Regions from separate parts of the Homo sapiens genome. Here regions 1, 3, 4, 5 and 6 are each linked to region 2. A link is a contact called in ENCODE Hi-C or POLR2A ChIA-PET data. All regions are on one chromosome and are shown on one strand. Each heading gives the region's core, a stretch centred on a gene start or an enhancer-like site at or near the end of the contact. The rest is flanking DNA. Distances are from core to core; before and after follow the strand shown. Region 1 has its middle 8.7 kb from the start of GPR15. Region 2 has its middle 98 kb from the start of LINC00973. Region 3 has its middle 220 kb from the start of COL8A1. Region 4 has its middle 20 kb from the start of CPOX. Region 5 has its middle 30 kb from the start of CPOX. Region 6 overlaps LOC105374007 (a long non-coding RNA gene).

The links. Hi-C counts contacts between places; a loop is a spot of excess contacts on that map. ChIA-PET counts read pairs that join two places held with the same protein, here RNA polymerase II (POLR2A). Pooled maps may share reads with other maps.
Region 1: a pooled map shows a loop between it and region 2 (3-fold over the local background). The contact joins two enhancer-like sites. A Hi-C loop is called at or near these places in 2 of 50 pooled maps.
Region 3: a loop to region 2 is called in a pooled map, with 4 times the contacts of the local background. The contact joins two enhancer-like sites. A Hi-C loop is called at or near these places in 1 of 168 maps with a recorded cell type or tissue (chondrocyte), 2 of 37 single-sample maps with no recorded cell type and 3 of 50 pooled maps.
Region 4: a pooled map shows a loop between it and region 2 (2.5-fold over the local background). The contact joins two enhancer-like sites. A Hi-C loop is called at or near these places in 1 of 168 maps with a recorded cell type or tissue (endothelial cell of hepatic sinusoid), 1 of 37 single-sample maps with no recorded cell type and 2 of 50 pooled maps.
Region 5: a map of OCI-LY7 shows a loop between it and region 2 (4-fold over the local background). The contact joins two enhancer-like sites. A Hi-C loop is called at or near these places in 1 of 168 maps with a recorded cell type or tissue (OCI-LY7) and 2 of 50 pooled maps. POLR2A ChIA-PET finds 5 or more read pairs at or near these places in 1 of 52 experiments (OCI-LY7).
Region 6: a pooled map shows a loop between it and region 2 (3-fold over the local background). The contact joins two enhancer-like sites. A Hi-C loop is called at or near these places in 7 of 168 maps with a recorded cell type or tissue (IMR-90, MCF 10A, PC-3 and 4 more) and 13 of 50 pooled maps. POLR2A ChIA-PET finds 5 or more read pairs at or near these places in 1 of 52 experiments (AG04450).

Annotation. Positions count from the first base shown.
Region 1 is chr3:98,539,194-98,542,157 of GRCh38, forward strand. No RefSeq gene overlaps it. Among named protein-coding and RNA genes, the nearest start is that of GPR15, 8.7 kb to the left of the region's middle. Within about 2 kb of position 1,383, at least 3 of the 41 ENCODE cell types and tissues checked have a DNase peak (open chromatin) inside an H3K27ac peak, as active enhancers do.
Region 2 is chr3:99,010,643-99,013,702 of GRCh38, forward strand. No RefSeq gene overlaps it. Among named protein-coding and RNA genes, the nearest start is that of LINC00973, 98 kb to the left of the region's middle. Within about 2 kb of position 1,574, at least 2 of the 41 ENCODE cell types and tissues checked have a DNase peak (open chromatin) inside an H3K27ac peak, as active enhancers do; they include OCI-LY7, where a contact is called at or near this core.
Region 3 is chr3:99,417,041-99,420,035 of GRCh38, forward strand. No RefSeq gene overlaps it. Among named protein-coding and RNA genes, the nearest start is that of COL8A1, 220 kb to the right of the region's middle. RefSeq lists an enhancer at 1,686-1,825. Within about 2 kb of position 1,276, at least 3 of the 41 ENCODE cell types and tissues checked have a DNase peak (open chromatin) inside an H3K27ac peak, as active enhancers do.
Region 4 is chr3:98,611,829-98,614,752 of GRCh38, forward strand. No RefSeq gene overlaps it. Among named protein-coding and RNA genes, the nearest start is that of CPOX, 20 kb to the left of the region's middle. RefSeq lists enhancers at 1,222-1,291, 1,602-1,751. Within about 2 kb of position 1,477, at least 3 of the 41 ENCODE cell types and tissues checked have a DNase peak (open chromatin) inside an H3K27ac peak, as active enhancers do.
Region 5 is chr3:98,562,366-98,565,278 of GRCh38, forward strand. No RefSeq gene overlaps it. Among named protein-coding and RNA genes, the nearest start is that of CPOX, 30 kb to the right of the region's middle. RefSeq lists a silencer at 1,011-1,070. Within about 2 kb of position 1,431, at least 10 of the 41 ENCODE cell types and tissues checked have a DNase peak (open chromatin) inside an H3K27ac peak, as active enhancers do; they include OCI-LY7, where a contact is called at or near this core.
Region 6 is chr3:99,504,683-99,507,701 of GRCh38, forward strand. The region is part of intron 1 of LOC105374007 (a long non-coding RNA gene); the gene reads right to left. It overlaps LOC105374005 (a long non-coding RNA gene), which reads right to left. Exons shown (of 5, transcript XR_007095985.1): 4 at 1,217-2,904. Among named protein-coding and RNA genes, the nearest start is that of COL8A1, 130 kb to the right of the region's middle. Within about 2 kb of position 1,434, at least 7 of the 41 ENCODE cell types and tissues checked have a DNase peak (open chromatin) inside an H3K27ac peak, as active enhancers do.

The DNA.
Region 1 (2,964 bases), core at 133-2,632, 470 kb before region 2:
AGTTCTGGGATTACAGGCATGAGCCACTGCACCCAGCCTCTTTCTTTCTCTTATACACATACACAAACACACAAACATACTGTATACAGTTGCAGCTGAAAAGCATCTGTTGAATGTTGCTGTTAATATTCAGACTGAAGTACTTGAGATGAATTTAACTATTTTATCCACTAACAAAATACAGAATACAAGAAAGGAGAAAATAAAGCAAAGAAAAAGCATAGTAAATAAAGAACACAAAATAAAATGGCATATGTATGCATAAATATATCAGCAATTACAAAAAGCATATAAATGGATTGAAATTTCTACTAAAGAGTTGAACATGGCTGGACATAGTGGCTCAGGCCTGTAATCCCAGTACTTTGGGAGGCCGAGATGGGAGGATCACTCGAGGCTAAGAGTTTGAGACCAGCCTGGTCAACATAGTGAGACCCCATCTCTACGTAAAAAAAAAAAAAAAAAAAGTTGAGGCGGGGCGTGATGGCTCACGCCTATAATCCCAGCATTTTGGGAGGCCAAGGCAGGTGGATCACCTGAGGCCACGAGTTCCAGATCAGCCTGACCAACAAGGAGAAACCCCCTGTCTCTACTAAAAATACAAAATTAGCTGGGCATGGTGCCAAATGCCTGTAATCCCAGCTACTCGGGAGGCTGAGGCAGGAGAATTGCTTGAAGCCGGGAGGTGGAGGTTGCAGTGAGCTGAGATCACACCATCGCACTCCAGCCTGGGCAACAAGAGCGAAATTCCATCTCAAAAAAAAAAAAAAGGTTGAACAAATATATATATATATATATTTGTATTTGTTCACAATAAATATATATAGTGATATATGTATATCACTTTATTCGACTCTATAGGAGTTAAAAAGGTAGAAGCAGAACTTGTTTTTCATGGAGTTTAGAATCCACATAGTTGTTTATTTTTTTTAATCAAAGAATGAAATAGTGACACCCAAGAAGAGCCCGGTATATGCAATGAAAATTACAAGTCAAATAACTTTCCTTGGTCTTTTCCAATGTTTAGGAGAAGCCCATACTTAGTCCATATACAAGTCACTTATGTAATTGTCATTTTGATATGGTTATTTCCTAAACATTGTTACATTTCCTTAAAGTGTTCACATTAGCATCCTCAAATGAAAATGCTATCATTGTCTTTATAGATGTTAAGACTCTCGAGTCTTAAAAATCTTTAAGACTTTAAACGTATAGACTCATTATTTTAAACACAAGAACACATCTTGAACAGTATTAGGTTTAAATTTATTTCCAAATGACAAACTAAAAAAAAGTATGCAAAGCAAAGTAGATAACTTTACATGAACCTTGCCCAGCACAGTGATTTAATGAGATGCCCTTTCATTTGGCCTTGAGTTAGAGCAAAAGCAAAACTGACAACTCAGGTGGAGAAGTGGTAAATGAGAAACGAAACTTGGCCTGTGGTTTCATGTTTAAAGCAAAAATACAGATTCAGAGCACTTGAAGATAGATGAGAATGGCTACCTTATTTCTAATAAAAAAGATGTTTATGCAATTCAGACCTGACTTGTGTATGTTAATAGAAATAGCTTAAAAATCGGAAAATCAGTAAAGAATTGAGTAAAAGTCAATTCAGAACTGTATAACTTAGTCCTCAGGATTTCAAATCAATGTGTCTTTCCTATAATAATTCAAACATAGAAAAGAATACTGCCAAAAAGTTTGTAAATTTATATTTAGCATGATACATAATATTAAAAAAAACAAAATATGGTTTTACCTATTAAACTGACAAAGAGTGAAACATTAAATACTAAGGTTGACCAGGATTGGGTCTGCGGGTGTGAGGGAAGCTTATTGAGTGTAAATTGATTAAGCTTTGTAGAAAAAATTTAGAAACCTATATCAAAAGCAATTCCACTTCCAAGATTTTGCCCTAAAAAATCATTACGGCCAGGTGAAAAGACATATGCACATGTATTTTTATTGCAGCATTGTTCATAAAAGCAGGAAAGTGAAAACAATCCAAATGTCCAAATTGACTGAGTAAATTAAAATTCATGCACTTTCTTACAATGGAATACTATGCAGCCTTTAAAAATACTGTACCATATACTGAAGTGGAAAGACCTTAATAATAAATCCAATGAAATTAAGTGAAAAAAGCAGACTACAAAACTATATCTATAGGATGACCACATTATTTGTGACTATTTTATTCATATATGAATGCAAAAATACTGGAACCCTATACAGCAAAATGTTAACTTTGTGAAGTTACAAGTGATTTTTATATTTATTATTACTTGTATTTTCCAAAAAAAAATGCATTAATTTTGTAGTAATAAAAAAAGCTAAAATTTAGTTTAGGCTTTCAATGAAGTACCCAAGATAAAAATAGTAGCTAAATTTATTATAAAACATCATTTCTGAGTTGTAGGTCCTCTAGTTTTTCAATTACTGTGTTTCTGATCTGTGAGTATAATCCCTACATTGGCCTTGAGACCTCCCCTAGTAATCATCTGTTTCTTTCTAGGATGACCCGCTGTTTCCTTTACAAGTACCCAATTCCTTAAAAGCAACAGTTTTAGAACTGCTATGCATTTAAAATTTGAAAATGGTGATGAACATTTCAGCATGCAGGCAGGACCTTTATTCTCCCATAATGTCTCTTAGCACAGCAACTATTGCATCCTGCATAGTGACTCATCTGGTGCCATGTCTGTCCACCAGGTAGGAAGAGAGCTCCCTCCACCCTGGGGATGGGGGAAGAGAAGAAGCCACATCTTCATTTTTTGTAGCCATATGCTTGGCTTCTTCCATATCAAGCACTCATCATTGTTGAACTAAACTGAACATGCTAGAAAAATCTCACCATTGATTAAAATAAAAATGAAAAACATTTAAAATGTTAAATATTAAATTTTTATATTCATACTTTTGCTTGAATGTCTTTTGTTTATGATATGCTGTAACTATGAG
Region 2 (3,060 bases), core at 324-2,823:
CATGTTCCTTTTATTGAACAAGTAATACATGCACATGAACAAAATTCAAATAGTTCAAATTGGTACATGATGACAGAAATAAGCTTTCCTTCCATTTTGGACCCTTTGTATTCTTTGCCAGAACTAACCACTGTAAAGAGTTTCTTGTGGATCTTTCCAAAAACGTTGTATGCTTATGTAAGCTTATGTAGTTATAAAAGACATATATATATATATATATATATATATATATATGTACACACACAATTTTTACCAAAATATGTTTATTATTTTGGTGTACCTGAGAGACAGCTCCATTTAGATTTGCTTTGGTGTCTTCATGATGTCACAGCTTTTCAATGTATGAATATGCCAATACATTGTAATGTGTGTGTGTATATATACCTATATATTATATTTAACATATTTCTTATCAGTGAGCATTTAGGTTGCTTTTAATTAAAAAATTAAAATGGCAATTAGCATGTGTGTTTATACACATATATACATATGTGTATATATACTAGTGTGTGTATATGAGAGTCTATAACATAACTTTCTGAAAATGGAAGAGCTAGCTCAAAGGGAATATGAGTTTTACATTTTAAAACATAATACCAAATTGCTCCCTAAGGAGATTTTATCAGCTTCAATTCAACTACCTAGTTTCTCACATCTTTACCAATGGCTGTTATCATTGAATAATTGTTTTGCCATTCTGATAGTATAATTTCTTCAATTTTTATTTCCTTAATCATCAGTTAGGTTTAGCACTTTTAATGTGTTTTTGGCCAGTTATATTTCCTTTTCCCTGATTTCACCAATTTTCTTGTTTTTAAAGATTCATGGCCCTTTGTATATTAGGGGGCATTAATTATAATGAATTCAGTTGTTAAATATGTATACTTATCAGGAGAAGAGAATGGGTCAATGGAAGGTACATTCTTGAAGTCTCACCAGAAGGGGACAAGAGAATGAAGCAGTGTGACTATATAGTCAGGGCTCTCTTCTCAATAATTCTGAAGATATTAGGGTTTCTGTTTAATGGGTTTTCTAGCTCTGAAATGAGCCTAAATTGAAATATAATTATGATAAAAATATTCTGTCACATGAATAATAATTAAGTGGTATACATTTCATTTAATGAACAGTGGAAAAATGATGCAAAGCATTCTTAGATTTACAACAAAGCATTAGCTCTTGCTCCTAAAGTAGTGAGTTAGCTTGGCTCTCTGGTGGAAGACTCATCTTAGTCTTAGGTATTCACTTCCATCACTCCATTTCTTAAATAGATTAGCAGAGATGGAATGTTTAAAAATTTAAGCACATTTTGGAGTTTAAAAATCAGATGGTATGTTTGTTTCTCTGACAGGCTTTGCTCCATCAGGTGAGAACTATTCTTTCCCAGGTTGAGATCAGGCTTGTGGAGTACCCCAGAGACTGGAGATTTAATGTTCTCTTACCAATGGTGTTAAAAGTGGGATTTAGTGTTCTATGCTCAAATAAGGACAAAGGGCTGAGAAGCTGTGCTACCAGTAACCCTTACAGAAGTCAGGAAGTATGCATGGGCCGCCCAAGGAACATAGTGAGGTTATGAATTGAATTCTCTTCTCGTCACAAGTGGCTAGTGCCCAGCCAACCATGCAGTCCAGCAAAGAAACATTTTTTCCTCTTTGTACTTGAGTGATTGCAGCTGCCACTGTCATTTTTCACTGACCTCCAGGTGACTAAGTTTTTTACAAAGCTTCTGTGCTATACCAAGCATGACAAAAGACCCCAGCTCATGCTTTCGGAGTCTCCAGGTGCTGCCTCCTATCTCCTTATTTATAGGCTTAGCAGAAATTATAATTTAGACACCATTTGCTAGATGAGTTCAGGGTTGAAATGTCAGCCAGTAACTGAATCACTGGCCATTGGGTGCCAGATGTTTATAATCTACTGTCCTGTGGAAACTTTGTTCTTGACAGAGATCTGGTATTTTAAAAGATACGAGGTTAGTCTCCAGATAAAATCTTCTAGTGATATTCATGTTGCTATCTGTTTTTATACAAATTCTGAGGAAGTAGAAGTGCTCTAATTAGAAAAATGTGCTGCATATCTAAAGATATAAAAATAGCAAAGAGATTAAGATGATGGATCAGAGATATGTCTAAGGGAGGAAAGGATGAGTGGTACAATAAGAAGAGTTATCAATGCTTGTACTGTGTATAGGGTATCTGCTGACCCAGAAGGAAACATTTGAGATTTTTGCTGCATTTCTATAAGTTAAAGTTGGCATGATGCGTATAGTAACATCTCTAGGAATAGATTCAGGTTATGTGTCTTTAATAGTAGAGTCACAAAACTGATGCAGTCTCCTCATATGCCCTAGTAGGTGGCAATTTCAATTTATTGCATTATTAATGATGCTTACTTTGATCATTTGATTGAAGTGGTGTCTGCCATGCTTCTTCACTGTAGCATTACATCCTTTTCCTACATCCTTTTACTTTGTACTTAAAAAGTATTTTGAGGGAAGATACTTTTAAAATCAAATAAATATCTCTTTCTTCATCATATTCAATTTACTCATTTATTTATTTCTTATTTAGGTTCCCTGTTTAATTTAGTGGGTTATAATCTGTTACTATCCTTATACATTTTGATACTCAGATTCTCTCAGAGTTGGCCAGCAGGAGTCCCTTAGAGCTGGCTTCTTTGTCCTTTTTGACACTGTCCATTATTTTTTGAGTACTTCTTGAGTTTCTGCCACAACAACATATTCTAGTTTCATTTTGTGTTTTCCTCAACCTTGAAACCAGCCATTTTCCCAAGAATTCCTGGTTCCTTTACATGAGAATTATATTTAAACACTAAAGTTTGGGTACTAGGTGTGCTCATTGATTTGGAGTGTTGCTGTTTGCAGGTCCTTTCCATTGTCACATATAAATATAGTTACTTCTGCATATTTTTAAAATAAAATTTATTGAAGTATAATTTATATACCATAAGATGCACCCATTTTAAGTAGACAGTTAAATGAGTTTTGATAAATGAAAACAAGCTTGCAACTACCTCCCAAATTAAGATAGAGTACATTTC
Region 3 (2,995 bases), core at 26-2,525, 410 kb after region 2:
ATTAACTTTCACAACCAAAGATTTCTAATGTCTAAACGTGTAGATTAGATAAGTTGATTTTTGAAATTGTGTTCCAGTTATATAATTCTTCCATGGTATTTTATTTCCTAGAAAAGAGTGTTTCTGTAAAATATACTTTTCTCCACACAACTGAAATAAAGTACATGGGAATTATTTTAAATCCAGGAAAACAGTCATACCCAAGCGTAAAGATCTTGCACTTAAAAAAGACCAATCTGTTTGCTTATTAATGAAAAAATCTCTAAAAAGGGTCTTCAACCCAGCACAAGACAGCATTTTCCCAAAATATTAGATATGAGAGACTGGTTTAAGATTAAATTATAAACCTCTACCTTTTCAGCCCATTAGAGAACTAAAGAAATATTTCCTTTCTAGCTATTTTTGATGTTTTCAGAAAGCCAAACTTTTCCCATGCCCTATTTCTCAGGGAGGGGGAATAACCCACATATGTATGGCAGGTCCTTTAATTCACTTTAGCTTCAGCAATGTTGGGTTTGGCTTAGTTGTTAGAACTAACATGTTTACATGACATTTGGGGCACACTTCTGCTCTTCTGTCTGTCACCAGCTGATGGACTCCGAGGCAGTCTGGATAAGAATCCATTACTCTTACTGGAAGCTAGTCTGTCTATATTACCTTCACACATGGTTTCTTAAAAGTCATTTTCTCTATTAAAAATCTGCAAAATATCTTGAAGGAACTTTAAAGAAGTAGAATTGTTATTTAAATACCACATGGCTCTTAAATTCACAAACAGTTACTATTCTGAGTTCAAATTACATAGGCACTGTTATATACAAAAAAAATAGCATGAAGGAATTCCATGTATACAATGCATACCTGGTTATGTATACATGGAACTATGGACTAGATGAGGAAATTGATACTCTTGTTATTCCAACCAACTATGAAAAACATCCTACATTTTAAATGTAAAACTGGGGCCCATGGGCTGTCTTTAAAAAAAAAAAGTTAGGATATTGGAGGACTGTGTGAAGATTTTTGAAACTTATCATACTTGAATTCTTTTCAGAAATTCAAAGAGTATGCAGAGTTACAGCTTGCTTACATTCGTTACAGCATTTATTTATTATAAATTTGTATTGGAACCTGCCATGTATCATGTACTGTCTAAGTGCTAAGGAGAGATACAAATAGGCAATTACCTTAACACAGAGTATTAATTCTATGATGGTGGTGAGTACTAAAGTGCTATAGGAGGACAGGAAATGATCTAACCCAACCTTGAGAAGAGTTTTCACATGCATACTACTGCTTTTTAATCTCAGACTCCCATGTGAACAGCAACATCCTGTTTTTCATGTTATGAATATCAGACGGGTTCCAGTGTTTCTAATAGCTGGGTTACTGATACATCCAGAAATCTTCTGTTAACAACTGACAAGTCAAATTCAGACTACCTGGTGCCAAGCAGCCCAGCTCACTTGTCAATATCGTTTATGTAACCTTGACTTTTCATGACAGAGTGGAGGTAAGAATAGACCCACCACCAAATGGTCATCTATACAGTATGTAATACAGGCTCAGCAGAAGTCTGGCCCCCAGGCTTCTCTGTGGGATGTTCACCTACATAACTTTACTTCTCCTCCTAATAACTCTGGCCTTGTGAGTTTTTCCTTCCTTCTCTAATAAACTAAGCCAATAGTTTCACTGAATTTATTCTGAACCCGGTTACATGACAAGTGAAAACTCAACTGTACTCCTTTGCAAAACAGGCTTCCTGGGTGACGTTGAAATGGAAATCACATGATAGTATGTCAAAGGTTTTTCCCCAGATTTTTCTGACACAAGAGAGTTGGAGTGAAACTGAGAATTCTCATGGACAGATTGACCTTAGGTTCCCCATGTAAGCTCAGCTCTCTCCACTCCAGACTGCTGGACTGTGTTAGTGTCTGGTTTGTCTGATGTGATTATGAACCCCCTGGGCAAGACTTTGCCTAATTCTATGTTCTCTACAGCACCTAGCAATGGTGTTGGCACCATCCAGTGCCAAAGGACGCTCAATCTCTGTTAACTAATAATAGGATTGACTTCTCAACTCAACATGATGAGGTTTCTGTCATCTTTATGCCAGTGTTTTTTTCTGATGTGTATTTCTATTTGTGTCTGGAGAGCAAGCTTCATGTGTTACTGATTCACCCCTGGGCTGATCTTCTTTTCAGGAAATGTAGGCATGAAGTTGAGATTTTTTCAACCACAAGTTTTGGGAACACGGACTGCTGAAATATGCTAGGTTACATGAAGGGGAAATGTTTTTGAAAGCATTGCTTTTATTTTTTTAGCAGTCATGGGGATCTTTGTGAGCCAAGGATGCAGACTGGTTAGCAGATGTGATTATAAAGCCAGCAGGTCCCTTCAATGCAAATGTTTCATTTTAGTTTCTCCATTCCTAAGGAAAACAGTCAGCTTTTTGTTCAATTGACAAGTCTTTTTAATGGTATTTCTTTAATTATACTTCTTGTTTGCTCTAGTACTGAATTATTAATTAAATTTTCCTCATGTTAAATGAGCCATTGTATTGATCTTTGTAGTCATAAATCAGATGTTACATATGACATTTTATAGCACAAATATAACAAATGATTTTTCTGTGTAATTTCATCTTAATTCAACTGAAGGTGGAAAATGTCTTCATAAAAAGAGGACTCTTTGTTATATGGGTTTTTCTCTTGCATGTAAAAGAGGAAGGCCTCTTTGCAGTTGAGATAACAGGAAGGCATCTGTCTCCTGCTCGTCCCTGTGCAATGGAATGTCTAGGTGTAAAACCCGATTATATTTTCCATCTACTGAGATAGGAGAAAACCACCTTAAGGCTGGAGGTGAGATGCTGGCGGCAATACTGCTCTTTAATGCGTCGAGATGTTTATGTCTGTGCACATCAAAACACAGCACCTTTTTCTTAACCTTGTTTATGACACAGAGACATTTGTTCACGTGTTTTCCTGCTGACCTT
Region 4 (2,924 bases), core at 227-2,726, 400 kb before region 2:
GTATTTTGCATTTTTCTAAGTGTGTTCTTCATTTCCAGAAGTTGAGATTTTTTTTATTTATGCCATCTACTTCTCTGGAAATTTTTCCATCCATGTCCTGTAACATTTTTAAGATTTCTTTAAGTTGATATTCACCTTTCTCTGGTGCCTCCTTAAGTAGCTTAATAATCGACCTTCTGGGCCAGGCATGGTTGCTCATGCCTGTAATCCCAGCACTTTGGGAGGCCAAGGCGGGCAGATCATCTGAGGTCAGGAGTTTGAGACCAGCCTGGCCAACATGGCAAAACCCTATCTCTAATAAAAATACAATAATTAGCCGGGTGTTGTTGCGTGTGCCTGTAGTCCCAGCTACTCAGGAGGCTGAGGCAGGATAATCACTTGAAGCCGGGAGGCAAAGGTTGAAGTGAACCAAGATTGCACCACTGCACTCCATCCTGGGGGACACAGTGAGACACTGTCTCAATAAAATAAAATAAAATAATAAAATAAATCGACCTTCTGAATTCTTTTCCTGGCAATTCAGAGATTTCTTCTTGGTTTGGATCCATTGCTGGTGAGCTGGTATGATCTTCTGGGGGTGATTTAAAAAAAAAAAAAAAAAAAAAAAAAAAAAAAACCTTGTTTTGTCATGTTACCAGAATTGTTTTTCTGGTTCTTTCTTATTTGGGTAGACTATGTCAGAGGGTAGATCTGGGGCTCAAGGGCTGCTTTAAGATTCTTTTGTCCCACAGGGTGTTCCCTTGATGTGGTGCTGTTCCCCCTTCCCCTAGGGATGGGGCTTCCTGAGAGCTTAACGGCAGTGATTGTTATTTCTCTTCTGGGTCTGGCCACCTAGTGGAGCTTCCGAGTTCTGGGCTGGTACTAGGGAGTGTTGGCAAAGGGTGCTGTGATGTGATCTGTCTTCAGGTCTTTCAACAGCAATAGTATAGGGAGGATACAAGTTTGCCCTAGGGTTGTCTGGATAAGTTTTGTGTTGGTTGGCCTCCAGCCAGGAGGTGGCGCTTACAAGAGAGCATCAGCTGTAGGTAGTATAGGGAAGGAGGATACAGGCTTTCCCTAGTGACACCTGGATAAGAATTTGGGTTTCTCAGGTGGTGGGTGGGGCCGTAGAGCTCCGGACAGATTATGTTCTTTATCTCTGGCTACCAGGGTGGGTTGAGAAAGACCATCAGGTTGGGGCAGGGTTAGGGGTGTCTGAGCTCAGACTCTCCTTGGGCAGGGCTTGCTGCAGCTGCTGTAGGGGATGAGGGTGTGGTTCTCAGTCCAATGGAGTTATGTTCCCAGGGCAATTATGGCTGTCTGTGCTGTGTCATGCAGTTCACCAGGGAAGTGGGGGAAAGCTAGTGGTTACAGGCCTTACCAAGTTCCCACACAGCCAGAAAGGCCAGTCTCACTCCCACCCTGCCCCCACAACAGCACCAAGTTTATAGCCAGGCGGCCAGTGAGCAGGGCTGAGAACTTGTCCCAGGCTGCAAGCCCCTCCACTGAGAACGAAAGCAGGGCTTTCAGGTTTCATGCCTCCCCGCCTGCCACAGCTTCTGTGCTGAGTCCGCACTCTCAGTTCCTCCCTTTCTCCGGGTTCCGTCCCAAAAACTTCACATTGGGTTGAAATTGTTACAAAGCTCAGCTGAAAGTTTCCTTCTCCCTGTGGTCTTTCCCCAATTTCACAGGCAGCCCTCCCTAAGGACCCCTGTGAGCAAAGTCAGAAATGGCTTTCCTGGGGACCGAGAGTGCCCACAGTGCTCTTCCTGTTGCTTAGAAGTAGAGACCCCTGTATTTCACTGGCTCTCTAAATTTGTCTCAGCTCCAGGTAAGGTCAAATACTTCTCCCATGATTTGGGCCTTCAGGTTCCCCAGTGAGGATGTGTGTTTGGGGGCAGAGCAGATGATCCCCCTTTCACACTTTCACACTTTGGGCACTCACAGTTTTTCAGCTGTCTCACGGAACCTGCAGCGCCAATCCACTTCCTTTACAGAGTCTGTGGATTCTCTCGGCACTCCTGATACATTCCTGTGGTAGTTCTTAGAGCAAAAGTTCGCAGTGTGAGTCTCCACATGCTGCTCTGTCCATCCAAGTGGGAACTGCAAGTTAGTCCTGCCTCCTATCTGCCATTTTTTTGGTACCATCATTTTTAAATATATTATAATTGAAAGGAACTGGTAAAGAAAACATAGGATTTCTCTGCATTATTTCTTACAACTACATGTTAATCACAATTATGTTAAAATAAAATACAATTTAAAAAACTCCTAGCAAAGTAGGGATAGGTTAGAACTTCCAAATTTGATTTAAAAAAATAGTTCTAAATACATACAACAAACATTATACTTCATGTGAAAATATTAAAAGTTTTTCTTCAATATCATGAACAAGACAAGTACCTGTTCTCACCACTTTTATCCAGCACTCTATTAGAAGTTCTAGCTAGTGCAATAAAGCAAGATAATGACATAAAAATTATAAGATCAGGAAAAGAAGAATTAAAACTGTCAGTATTCACAGATAACATGGCTATACATGTAAAACTTCCAAAAAAAGGAGAGATAATTTTTTAATTAATAGATGCATTTGCTAAGATATTGGATGCAGAGTCAATACATAAAAATAAATTCTATATGCTAGAAAAAAATTTGAATATGTCATTTTCAATCTAATCAAATAACATTAAATCCTTCAAAGGTTCATGTCACCTCACCAGGTAAAGAACCACAGCCAACTGAGGGACTTGCTGAGGCAAAGGGAATATTGGAGGTAGAGTGGAAGAAGGTAGGTAGTTACAAATACCAGCTATGACCACATGACCAGTTACCAAAATCAGAACTATAATTGTCATATTTGCTCATTTTTGTTATAAATACATTTGTATGTGTGTGTACAAAGCAAATATTTTTCCTTTCTTATCACCTTAACATGTAACATAAGA
Region 5 (2,913 bases), core at 181-2,680, 450 kb before region 2:
TACAAGGCCAAGTTGGGGGTTTGAACCCTCAAAAGAAATCCTCCACTGAGTTGAGGAAAAGGATAGCTGAGAATTGTCTGCAGCGAGAAACCACAAGACCTCTGAGTCACAGAGCTTTAAAGGAAGCCTTCTAATAGCTGGTATCAAAATGCAAATAATATAAGAATTATACAGATGCAGTTAACATTTATTGAAGACTTATTTTTCATCTACTAATTATACTCATTTTGTAGATGAAAAAGATGAGAATTGGAGAAGTTAGGCAATCTTCCCAAGGATATTACACATCCTTTAAATTTTTCAGTTTTAACAAATGATTCAAAAATGTCTTTTTAAAAAAATGAAATTTTGATCAAACATTTTAAGAACTTCTGAAACATTTCTGCACAAGACAATTTAAAAACCACTGCTTTGCTATTTAACCACTGGAACCAGTAGGTGGAATTTACGGAAAGGTAGATTTCTGTTCAATATAAAATATAAGTTTATTCATAACTAAATTATCCAATTATAAAATGAAATTTTCTGAGGGGTAGTTAAGTTCTCCATCACTGGAAATGTTCAAGCAGAATCACTATTATTACCTCTTAGGTATATTAGAAGTGTGAGCAGCATACAATTGGATTTCCTTCCAAAACTAAGATCTGATGTTCTCTGAAAAGAGGCTTCACTTTTCTTTCTTTCTTTCCTTCTTTTTCTTTCTTTCTTTCCCTCCTTCTTTTCTTTCTTTCTTTTTTTTTTTCTTGAGGTGGAGTCTCGCTCTGTCGCCCAGGCTGGAGTGCAGTGGCACAATCTTTGCTCACTGCAACTTCTGCCTCCCAGGTTCAAGTGATTCTCTTGCCTCAGCCTCCTGAGTAGCTGGGACAGGCATGTGCCACCAAGCGCAGCTAATTTTTGTATTTTTAGCAGAGATGGGGTTTCACCATGTTGGCCAGCCTGGTCTCAAACTCCTGACCTCAGATGATCCATCTGCCTCGGCCTCCCAAAGTGCTGGGATTACAGGTGTGAGCCACCGTGCCTGGCATTCACTTTGTTATCTCTCAGGTTAAATTGAGTCAAAACTTCTGATTACAGAAGGCTGAACTAAGTATATTTCCTGAAATTTTGGAGTTTTAATAGTAATAGTAAACATGTATAAAGCACTTACTATGTGCTTGGCACTGTTTTAATTGCTTTACATTTGTTAACATAGGTCATCTTTTCTACTGTCCTATTGAGGTATGTATTATTTATACAGAATTACATTGAATTCTAACCTCAAAATCTAGCTACCAAGTCCATGTTCTTCAGCAGTTTGTGATATTTATGCTACATATAGTGATACAGTTGCAAGTATATGACCCTACAAGTGGATAAGAGTTTAGCTAAAACACTGCAAATAAATGAATAAACAGATGCAGGAAGTGGTTTGTTGCATAATAGGGAGTTTCTATCCATGTTTCTATAGTTGTGTCACCAAACCACAGGTTGGTACTTTGAAAAAAATCAGTGCTATAAAAGCTTTCGTATCATTAACATTCCTTAATTCTGAACTCAGTAAAAGCTTAATCAAAGATGGTATTAGGAGAATACAAGTTCTCTAGCATTTTTTATTTGTTTGTTTCCATAACTATAGGATTTGTTTTCAAAGAGTAACAACCATAAGACATTTACAGTTCCTTTCTTGAATGCAAATAATGGTTAGGGGCTGGAGGCACCTAAACTGTGAGACAAGGTATTGATTCCTATTGAGCTTTCATAATTCTGGGTGAGAGTGATGTCAGAGGCCAGACTATTTTTTTTTTTTTTTTTTTTTTTTTTTTGTGGCAGGGTCCCTCTCTGTCGCCCGGGCTGGAGTGCAGTTGTGTGATCTCAGCTCACTGCAACCTCCACCTCCCAGGCTCAAGTGATTCTCGTGCCTCAGCCTCCCAAGTAGCTGGGATTACAGGCACATGCCACCACACCTGGCTAACTTTTGTATTTTTAGCAGAGACTAAACAGGGTTTCACCATGTTGGCCAGGCTGGTCTCAAACTCCTGGTCGCAAGTGATCTGCCTGCCTTGGCCTCCCAAAGTGTTGGGATTGCAGGTGTGAGCCACGGCACCCAGCCCAGACTACCTTTTGCTCAGCACTTGGCTCTGTGGGGGTGAGCAAAAACTTCAACCCTCCACACCTCAATTTTCTCAGGCATGCAATGAGAATAACTTCCTCGGGGTTATTTCAGATATTGACTAAGTTAACTTAAGTAATGTTAGAACACTGTCTGGCACCCTCAGTGTTGGGTATTAGCACTAGCTGGTGTGAAGAGAGATGGAGCATATAAATGTAAATTTAAGTTTACAAAGAGATAAATAATTTGACTGTTATGTGAGAGTCAGGTGAGAGTTACAGATACCAAATATACCTGGGTTTAAAGAGAGGTGTGACTGTTATGGGTGGCAGTGTTGTGGCCCACAGGGGCAGACTCTCAGGGTGAGGATACTTGAGCAGGGCCAGGAAATGAATTATTTTGTTCACCTTTGATGTGGCCCACATTCAAATGCTTCACAAGTACAACGTTCTCAGCTAAGCTAAGGTGGTCTTCGATACGCACTTGACCACAACGGAAAAAAAAAAAAAAAAACAAAGAATGAAAAAGTTAAACAACAGGTGGGAAGTCAATGCTGAATAAAAAATTAAGATACGCAAAAGTTAACATGTTATTTCCTTCCTAAATAAAACACATGTGCATACAAAAATACATGTATAATATTCTGATATATTTATAAATACCTATCCTTGAATTGTTTTTCACTTTTCCAGCCAAATTCCCTCATCAAATTACTGAATTTTCCTAGCTTAAAAATTATTATTTTTGATTTTGACTAGAGAAAGTGAAAGGCAATTTACTGCCACATCTATCTATATTACATAAACATACATGCTCATATATAC
Region 6 (3,019 bases), core at 184-2,683, 490 kb after region 2:
GGCCTAAAGACCACATTTTCCTTTTTTTCTTTTTTTTTAAGCCTTTCTTTTCTATTGCAAGTTACTAAGGAATTTGCTGGCTGTCCAAGTAATTCTTAATATTTTTTAAATCCAAGGTTTTCCCTAACTTAGTGTGCTGCCTGTCTCCAATAACAAAGGCCTTCAGACCACACTAAACACAAATGTCACCTTAAAAGCTTGTACCATTTATGATGGCAGTGAGGGGAGTAGGTTAAGGGTGAAAAGGTTTTCACCTCACACACACATCATACAGGAAACTTATTTATGTGTTAAGCACTACCCATGACTTTGGCCTAGATTTAAGGCCTGAAAATTAGCATAAAATTTGTGTTCTATTAAAGTACTTTTCAGACAGATTTGACTTTGTCAAAGAACTCAAAACATTTTAACATGAAGATTTATTCCCACATTCTTGGGATAGATCTCCATTATAGAAATTATCAAATTATTATTATCTGTTTATATAAATTTATGAATGCTTCCTCTTGAAGGTAATCTCTTTGAGGACAGAAGCCATGACCTAGGTGTCTCTCTTTCCCCAGGTCTGGAATATGACAGCTACTCACTGTCAAGGAATTAATGAGTCTATAGTACTATGCAGCACTGAGCATGTTCTCCTATCTCCTCAAAGAAGAGAGAGAACCCTTACATTTACTTATCAGAGAACTGAGAAAATGAAACCACATTCTTCATGTGTGAAGAATCAAGTGACATTGTACCCTAGGGACTCAATAAGGCTACTCCATCTTGCAAAAAAAAAGATATCTTACTAGAAATATTAAAATAAAATGTCAAGATGTGTATTAAACTCGGTTGGACCAGAAATGTATATTTTTTATTCAAGCATGAAAAGGATATGTATCCATCCAATGTGGTTTTCAGAGCCTATGTCCCCATGTAGGGGAAAAAATTCTCCCTCACCACTCGCCTCGAGACCCACCCTTAGAGCTTTATTTTTTTTAGCACAGTGTTTAGGGTGGAATGGAAATCCCTGTGGGATAGGAAACACTTTAACCTTTAACTGTAGTTATCAATCACTTATAATGTAATATGAATAAAAGCTCTCAGAGCAGAATTTTTATCAAAAGCACTGAGGATGTGAAAGTGTAGTTACACTTATATCAAGGATTATATAGTAAAATGAAAAAAGAGCAGAGTTTTTCTGAAGTCACATTTCACCTCTTCACTGACTTACTTTGGGCTGGCCTTGATTGGAACCAGGAGGCCATTCGTCTGTGGGCATCAGGACCAACCCTCCCCTCCAAAGCAGAAACTCAAAATACACTGCAGTCTTCAACCATTCTTTCTGTGGGCCCAATGCACAGCTGCTGTTGCTTCCTCCTCAGTCTGGGGAATCACCCAAAGATCATTAGATTCAGAATGACTTGGCAAACCAAAATCTTAAGAGAGTGCAGTCGCGTGGCCCAGTCACTATTCCACAAGTCCTCGGTTGTGAGTCACAGTCAGAGTACTTCACAGACCTTAGCAAGTGATGTAATAATCTGGAGCCCGAGAATTGTGAAATCGAGGATTTGCCACCAATTAACCGTGTAACTGTAAGGCTTTGGTTTCCTTAAATGTTAAATATATATATATATATGAGGGGAGGGGAGATACTGCATAATCAAATAAAAGTAGGAAATGCTTCATTAAAAGAAACTTAATACTTTTTTTTTTTTATTTTGGGAATCCCCAAAGCCTATAATATGTTAATATGAACTGCAAATCTCCAGGAGGGGAAACAGTGTCCCAGGTTTCCCAACCTCATTTCATTTTGGAACCCTATTTTCTTTTTTCTTTTTTTTTTTTTTTTTTTTTTGAGATGAAGTCTCACTCTTTCACCCAGGCTGGAGTGCAGTGGCGGGATCTTGGCTCACTGCAACCTCAGCCTCCCAGGTTCCAGTGATTCTCCTGCCTCAGCCTCCCAAGTAGCTGGGACTACAGGCACGTGCCACCATGCCCAGCTAATTTTTGTATTTTTAATAGAGACAGGGTTTCACCATGTTTACCAGGCTGATCTTAAACTCCTGACCTTGTGATCCACCCACCTCGGCCTCCCAAAGTGCTAGGATTACAGGCATGAGCCACCGCACCCAGCTGGAACTCTATTTTCAAATATCATTTTCTAGAACTCGTATTCTACTGGTTACAATTTGGAAAATGCTAGACTAAGTGATCCCCAAAGGCCTCCAAGCATTAATATTCTAAAATTTTACTCTCTGATTCTTTTCTTCCCCCTTTAATCCTAATAAGGAGCTCCACATGAGATTCTGCATATCCAAACTCTTTGCAAACTTAAAAATACCAAAAAACTGTTAGCTATTATAACATGGGGGCAGGACCAGGGAGATGAAGCGTATCCTGTCAACACCCTGAGAACATGGGTAACAGTCTCCACTAGAAAATCTCTGACCTGCAATTATGTCTTTTTGTAATGTGCTTAATTACATACTTAGAAAATAAATTCTAGAATTCCAGCACAATTTTTGTTTAAGGAAATAAGAAAATCCTTTGTTTTGCATAAACGGTGTTACAACTAATTAAGGGAGAAATTAGCTGCCAGGTTACATGAAAAGATAAGACCTGATTCCATGACATCTTCTTTGCATTCATGAGAAGCGAGCTGATGGTCTGCTGCCTGTGTGGTGTTTAGCTCAGCCTCCACTGACTGGGACTCATTAGCCAAGGGTTACAAAAAATGTAACCAATGCTTTTTCCAGATATTCCACCGCAAACCAAGTAAGACGGTGTCTGTCCCTTGCCTTGAAGGCCTGGGTCTGAGCCACTCACGATGCTCCCTCCAGCTCAGCCTGCGGCATGGGATTTTCATTAGATGGCGTTCCTTGTATTCAAGCAAGTCCTGCTGGGGTATAAATACCGCTCCTTTGTTTTTGGAGAAGTGAAGAAGGAGGTAAGCATGTTAATAAACAGCTATTCATTAACTTTTTAAATAATTTTAATGTTCAATAAACTTCTTGTTCTAGTCTTGTTTTTCCTA